2 separate regions of the Homo sapiens genome follow, and region 2 is linked to region 1. Evidence: chromatin loops called from intact Hi-C (ENCODE). Cell type or tissue: mesothelial cell of epicardium. All regions are shown on one strand.

Region 1 (4,000 bases):
GCACTTTGGGAGGCCAAGGTGGGTGGATCACTTGAGGTCAAGAGTTTGAGACCAGCCTGGCCAACATAGTGAAAACCTATCTCTACTAAAAATATAAAAATGTGCTAGGCGTGGTGGCGGGCACCTGTAATCCCAGCTACTTGGGACACTGAGGCAGGAAAATCACTTGAACCTGGGAGGCAGAGGTTGCAGTGAGCTGAGTTCATACCACTGCACTCCAGCCTGGGCAACAGAGCAAGACTGTCTTTAAAAAAAAGGGGGTGATAGAAGGAATGACATAATGGAAGCAAAATACTTTGTGAAGGGCATCATGCTATCCAATGATCCCTCTGACCCTCCCAATTTGCATGGGAAGGTCTTTCTCCTCCCCTCTCAGAAGATGCTGATGGTCCTCTTTGGCCCTAAGTAAGCCCAAGCTACAGAGGGGAGTGATGGCAACCACCTGTGTGCTTGGCACTGCCTTTCCAGCCTCCTGAAGGCAGTGGTCCATAAACCTGCTGTCCCCAGGTGAAGGAAGAAGGGGAAGAAGGCCCAGAGCACCCTGGGAGATGCCATGCATAATTGCTAATAAGCAGGCGTGACCGAGTCTTAACAATAATTAATGTTACCAACCAAGAACTTGTCCATTTCGGGGTCTAATGGTTTTTCAGCACATTAAACATTAAAGGGGCAATCACCTCGCATGCACCGGTGCCCACACGGCTGCCCCGTGTCTTGCCTGCTGACAACCGGGAACTGCAGGCAGAGCCCCAGGCAGAACCTGGAGGGCGGGGAGGGGCTGTTCCCCCACCCTGCGGTTCTAGGCACAAAACCTCATCAGACTGCCTCCTGAAGGCCCTGGCTGCTGCCCATGGGAGTTGGCCTCAGCCCGGATGGGATGTCTCCATAAGGCCCTGCTTTGCATCTCCAGGGTTGAGGTCCCCCGGGTCAGAAAGAGGTCGGGCTCCGAGGTCAGGAAAGCCCTGCCAGATTCCCCTTGCCACCTCCCCTCCAGTGGCATTCTTCCAAAGAAGGACACTCCACTGCCAGGTCAACCGCTTCCCACTGGAATGGGGCAGATTCTGGACATTCGGAGTAAATAGAATTCTCTGTAACTCTATGCACTGTCAGTCACTCCTATGTCGTCTCCTCTTTTATTCTATACAATTTGCAGTATCAATTTTGCTATCCCCATTTTGCAGCTAATGAAATATAGGCTCAGAGAAACTGACTAGTTCACTCAAGATACACAGCGATGAGAGGAGGCGCCAAAATTCAAACCCAGGTTTAGCCTTCTCCAACGTCTGTGTCCTTAGAGGAACCCTCCCAAGTGCATTTGCAGACTCTCCATGTGCCCTGGATAAGTGGTTCTGGGCCATAGAAGCAGGAGTTGTTGAGATTCTTGGCTCTTTCTGAGGTCCAGTAAAAGTAGCTCTTGACCTGAAATTGGAAGACCTGGGGTCTTCAAGTGGGAGCTCTGGTCCTGCTTTACAGTATGACCTGAGGCAAGTTATTTAATCTACACTGTGCTTCTGTTTTCTCACTTGAGAAATGGAAAGAATATTTTCTACTTAACATGATTTTTGGAGGTATTAAATGAGAGTACAGAAGACTTAGGAAGCTGAAAACCAGCATCCTCATCATCTTCATCATCATCATCATTCTCAAGCTTCGGATGCCACCCTGTGATGTCCGGTCAACAGCATATGTGCAGATAACAGTGCAAGCAGGCCTCTCATTCATTCCTGTGTAGTTAGTGATATGTATGTAGCTGTGCATTCCTTCCTCTCTCCTGGGGTCTCCTCAGATGTATGTGTCTTTGTGTGACCTTTCTCATTTATAAATTTTTCAGGAATGCAGAATTCATTGACCAAGATTTCCATCCCACCCTGACCTCTAGCATAGACCATGGAAGCAACATTATCATGTTTGTCTTCAGTGAATCCTCCACCCTCACCCACTCTTGGCCCCTTCTTGCTGTTCCTTGGATACCACGGGGCCTCTTACTCTGGTACACCCCCTAGCCCACTCCCCCTGGACAGTGGCCCTTGATCCAGACCTTTCATCAACCCTCCATCAAAACATACTGACCTGTGCTACATCTCCTCTCAGCTAACATATTTGCATGTTACAGGGGCTCTTAAGCTTGTCCCAGCCCCTCAAAGGTAATACGACTTTGGGAGCATGGGGACAAAATGCACCTCCCCCCCACCCTTCCCCCCCCCCTCCGCCCACACACATACACAGTAGCACATTAACTAATCCCCTGTGCTACAGACCTATCTCCAAATACAGCAGTCACAGATCAGCCCAGTGGTCTGTCAGCTCACGTTCATTTGCACCTCAGATTATATCATCTTACAAATAATGGTGTCCACTCCAGGGGCCCTGGGTTTTGGAAAGGAGCTTCACTGATCATCGCCCTGGATTCCAACGTCTTACCTGAGACTTGGACCTTCCCCAGCCCCTGGGCCCTGTCCAAGGTGCTGATGCTTTTCTTGTTTGCCACAGTCCCCTAGAGGGCACCAATGCCCCTGCAAGAGGGCCCATTCACACGGAGCCCTCCCAGTCAGTGGATTAAGGTGGGAAAGACATAAACCACATTACATCACTTCAATCTCAATATTTCCCTGTGAAGTGGAGGTAAGGATAAAGACTTGGCTGTTGTGAGAATCATATGTGATAAAATATTGAATCACAGGGCAGACACACCTTCCTCCTAGAAAATCACTGACCTGTATCAACACCCTAAGAACCAATCTCTTCATTCTCAATAGAAGCAGTGCCACCTCCTCTGTGAAACCTTTCTTGGCCCTGACCCCTCATCAGGAAACTAATCAATAGCTTCCCCCGGGATTCACCCAGTGCATACTCATGCGTCCCCTTCCAGCACTAACTCACACACTACATTCTATTTATCAGAGTGCACATCTGCCTTTCTCCCTGGACTGCAAGATCCCCAGGCAAAGTGCTGTGCCCTGTTTCCTGCATGCCTGTTCCTCCAGATGCATAAGGGATGCATAGACACAGGAGTCCAGCCTCCCAGAATTTAGGGGAAGGATTTCCCATCCAGCCCCACTGTCTCTCTGTCCTACTCCACCCACCCTGCCCCTGGCTGCCCCAGTCTGTCTGTGCTGGGCCCACTCATCTCCCACCCTCAAAGGCTCAGCCTACCCCCACTTGCTTGTACTAAATTTCCCCAAGTCATAGTTTCTTCCATCACAAAATATAATAATAACATTATCTTGGGGTTGCTTGGGGATGGGATTTTCTACTTTATGAATAGCCTCCACCATATTCTGGTATGACCCCACCTTTTCCCTCCCTGCCATTTCCCCTCCATCCTGTTCCTCTCCCAATGCCCATACCCGTCACTCCTTTCCCAGTGAAGGCAGACACTCTGCATTCACTATGTGAGGCTGGGCTGGGTCCTTCTAGAGGATTTCCTTGTTAGGTCTCTGCCACCATGCCCTTCTCTTCCCCCACGAATGTGGCAGAGTCTTAGTCCCTTCCTGCTGCTATAATAAAATGCCTTATGCTGGGTCATTCATACACAACAGAAATGTATTGGTGATAGTTCTGGGGGCTGAGAAGTCCAAGATCAAGACACCAGTAAATTCAGTCCTCATAAATGGTGCCTTCTTGTTGTGTCTTTATGTGGCAGAAGTGGCAAGGGAAAATCGGTGAACAAGCTCCGTCAGGCTTCTTTTATAAATGCACCAATCCATTCATGAAGGTGGGACCCTCATGTCCTAATCACCTCTCAAAGACCTTGCCTACTAATACCATCACACTGGAGCTTAAGTGTCAACATATGACACATAAATTTGAGGGGGGCACATACATAGAACCTAGCAGGTGCCTAGTGTTACACTGACTTCTGTGCAGGAAGTAGCATGTCTGAAAGCTGGCTCCAGGGCAGTGTGAGCCTCCTCATCTCTGGGAGGCAGAGGAGCTGCAGTTGCCTGGTGTCACCACCACTTGCCTGCTCAGCAAGGTCCCATGTGGGCTGAGCAATGCC
Region 2 (4,000 bases), 62 kb after region 1:
GACAGTGCTCTGAACTTTCGTGAGAGCTGAGGCAAACCTGAGCTTAAAGCACTACCTAGTGCCAAGAAAGAGAGGCAACAATATAGGATTAAGGAGACTTGCAGACAGCTACAAAGAACCTTTAAGCAAATATACCCTAGAAAGACCAGAACATGTGAGACAGTGATGACTAGAATAAGTAACTAATCTTTCAATGAAAATCCATAAATGTACATACACAAGAAACAACAGCAAACAGGGAATCATGACCTCCCCAGATGGACAAAGCAAAGAGCCAGTGATCAACCCTAACAAGATGGTGATGTGTGAACTCTCAGATAAAGAATTCAAAATAGCAATTCTAAGGAAATGCAGTGAATTCCAAGGTAATATAGAAAATCAATTCAGAAAATTAACAGAAATTTCACAAAAAGGTTGAAATAATTTTTTAAAAAATCAAACAAAAGTCCTGGAACTGAGAAATGCATTTACTGAACTGAAAAATACATTAGAGACTCTCAACAGCAGAAGGAAGATCAAGCAGAAGAATCAGTGAGCTCAAAGATAGTTTACTGGAAAATACACAGAAAAAAATGAAAAGGAATTTAAAATGCCTACAAGATATAGAAAATAATTGCCAAAAAGCAAATGTATGTCATTGGCATTCAGGAGGGAGTTGAGAAACAGCAAGAGTAAGAAGTTTGTTCAAAGAAACAATAAGAAAATTTTCCAAACCTAAAGAAAGATGTAAATATCCAGGTTCAGGGACCACCAAACAGATTCAACCCAAATAAGACTACCCCAAGGCATATAATAATCAGACTCTCAAAGGTCAAAGACAGAGGATCCTGAAAACAGCAAGAGAAAAGCAGCAAATAGTACATAAAAGAGCTCCAATTTGTCTAGCAACGTACTTCTCACCAGAAACAGAGGCCAGGAGGGAGGAGGACAACATGTTTAAAGTGTTTTTAAAGAAAACTGCTGAGTACATTGTACCTGGCAAAGCTTTCCTTCAAACATGAAGGAAAGAGAAAGTCTTTCCCAGACTAACAAAAGCTGAGGGAATTCATCACTAGACTCGTCATACAAGAAATGCTAAAGAGAGTTCTTCAATCTGAAAGAAAGGTTGCAAAAAGCAAGCATTTGAAGTTATAAAACTTACTAGTAAAAGTAAGTGAACAAATTCAGAATACTCTAACACTGTAACTGTGGTGTGTAATCCACTCATGTCTCTAGTATGAAGACTAAAAGACAAAACTATCAGAAATAATAACTACAGTAACCTGTTAAGAGATAGGCAAAATAAAAAGATGTAAACTGAGACAACAAAAGTCAAAATGTAGCAAGGGGTGGAGTTAAAGTGTAGAGTTTTGTTTAGTTTTTCCTTTGTTTCTTATTTTTGTGATCAAATTTAAGTTGCTGTCTGTTTAGAAGAACTTGTAAGCCTCATAGTAACCACAAAGCAAAAATCTATAAATACACTACAAATAAAAAGCAATCAATTAAAACATACTACCAGAGGAAGTCCATTCCAAGATGGCCAGATAGGAACAGCTCCAGTATGCAGCTCCCAGCGTGATTGACACAGAAGACAGGTGATTTCTGCATTTCCAATTCAGGTACCTGGTTCATCTCACTGGGACTTGTTGGACAGTAGGTACAGCCCATGGAGCATGAGCCAAAGCAGGGCAGGGCGTCACCTCACCCGGAAAGCACAAGGAGTCGGGAGATTTCCCTTTCCTAGCCAAGGGAAGCCATGACAGACTGTACCTGGAAAATTGGGACACTCCCGCCCTAACACTACACTTTTCCAACGGTCTTAGCAAATGGCACACCAGGAGATTATGCCCCGCGCCTGGCTCAGCGGGTCCCACGCCCACAGAGCCTTGCTCACTACTAGTGCAGCAGTCCAAGATCAAACTGCGAGGCAGCAGCCTGGCTGGGGAAGGGGCGTCCGCCATTGCTGAAGCTTGAGTAGGTAAACAAAGCGGCTGGGAAGCTCGAACTGGGTGGAGCCCACCACAGCTCAAGGAGGCCTGCCTGACTCTGTAGACTCCACCTCTGGGGGCAGGGCATAGCTGAACAAAAGGCAGCAGAAACTTCTGCAGACTTAAATGTCCCTATCTGACAGCTCTGAAGAGAGCAGTGGTTCTCCTAGCATGGAGTTTGAGCTCTGAGAATGGACAGACTGCCTCCTCAAGTGTGTCCCTGACCCCTGTGTAGCCTAACTGGGAGACATCTCCCAGTAGGGGCCGAATGACACCTCATAGAGCTGGGTGCCCCTCTGAAATGAAGCTTCCAGAGTAAGGATCAGGCAGTAATATTTGCTGTTCTGCAATATTTGCTATTCTGCAATATTTGCTATTCTGCAATATTTGCTATTCTGCAGCCTCTGCTGGTGATACACAGGTAAACAGAGTCTGGAGTGGACCTCCAGCAAACTCCAACAGATCTGCAGCTGAGGGACCTGACTGTCAGAAGGAAAACTAACAAACAGAAAGGAATAGCATCAACATCAACAAAAAGGACATCCACACCAAAACCCCATCTGTGGGTCACCATCATCGAAGACCAAAGGTAGATAAAACCACAAAGATGGGGAGAAACCAGAGCAGAAAAGCTGAAAATTCTAAAAACCACAGCATCCCTTCTCCTGCAAAGGATTACAGCTCCTTGCCAGCAACGGAATAAAGCTGGACGGAGAATGACTTTGATGAGCTGACAGAAGTAGGCTTCAGAAGGTTGGTAATAACAAACTTCTCTGAGTTAAGGGAGGATATTCGAACCCATCACAAGGAAGCTAAAAGCCTTGCAAACAGATTAGATGAATGGCTAACTAGAATAAGCAGTGTAGAGAAGACCTTAAATGACCTGATGGAGCTGAAAACCATGGAACAAGAACTATGTGACACATGCACAAGCTTCAGTAGTTGATTCAATAAACTGAAAGAAAGGGTATCAGTGATTGAAGATCAAATTAATGAAGTGAGAAGTTTAGAGAAAAAAGAGTAAAAAGAATGAACAAAGCCTCCAAGAAATATGGGACTATGTGAAAACACCAAATCTACGTTTGATTGGTGTACCTGAAAGTGACGGGGAGAATGGAACCAAGTTCGAAAACACTCTTCAGGATATTGTCCAGGAGAACTTCCCCAACCTAGCAAGGCAGGCAAACATTCAAACTCAGGAAATACAGAGAACACTACCAAGATGCTCCTTGAGAGGAGCAACCCCAAGACACATAATTGTCAGATTCACCAAGGTTGAAATGAAGGAAAAAATGTTAATGGCACCCAGAGAGAAAGGTCGAGTTAGCCACAAAGGGAAGCCCATCAGACTAACAGTGGATCTCTCAACAGAAACTCTACAAGTCAGAAGAGAGTGGGCACCAATATTCAACATTCTTAAAGAATTTTCAACCCAGAATTTCATATCCAGCCAAACAAAGCTTCATAAGGAGAAATAAAATCCTTTATAGACCAGCAAATGCTGAGAGATTTTGTCACCACCAGCCCTGCCTTACAAGAGCTCCTGAAGGAAGCACTAAACATGGAAAGGAACAACCGGTACCAGCCACTGCAAAAACATGCCAAATTGTAAAGACCATCGATGCTAGGAAGAAACTGCATCAACTAACGGGAAAAATAACCAGCTAACATCATAATGACAGAATCAAATTCACACATAACAATATTAACCTTAAATGTAAATGGGCTAAATGCCCCAATTAAAAGACACAGACTGGCAAGTTAGATGAAGAGTCAAGACCCATCAGTGTGCTGTATTCAGGAAACCCATCTCATGTGCAGACACACACATAGGCTCAAAATAAAGGGATGGAGGAAGACCTACCAAGCAAATGGAAAACAAAAAAAGCAGGTGTTGTTGCAATCCTAGTCTCTGATAAAACAGACTTTAAACCAACAAAGATCAAAAGGGACAAAGAAGGCCATTACATAATGGTAAAGGGAGCTAACTACCCTAAATATATATGCACCCAATACAGGAGCGCCCAGATTCA

Evidence for each region. A loop is a pair of places that touch in the nucleus more often than their neighbours do. Peaks named below come from ENCODE experiments on the same cell type or tissue, not always from the same donor. Only the 100,000 strongest peaks of a DNase experiment are listed, where the experiment ranks them.
Region 2: a loop joins it to region 1, with 15 times the contacts of the local background. A loop is called at or near these places in 1 of 110 quality-filtered maps.

The regions. Positions count from the first base shown.
Region 1 is chr11:116,603,261-116,607,260 of GRCh38, forward strand. No RefSeq gene overlaps it. Among named protein-coding and RNA genes, the nearest start is that of LINC02702, 34 kb to the right of the region's middle. In mesothelial cell of epicardium, no CTCF peak of the experiment used is centred here; a DNase peak (open chromatin) is centred at 2,461.
Region 2 is chr11:116,665,215-116,669,214 of GRCh38, forward strand. No RefSeq gene overlaps it. Among named protein-coding and RNA genes, the nearest start is that of LINC02702, 28 kb to the left of the region's middle. In mesothelial cell of epicardium, no CTCF peak of the experiment used is centred here; no DNase peak of the experiment used is centred here.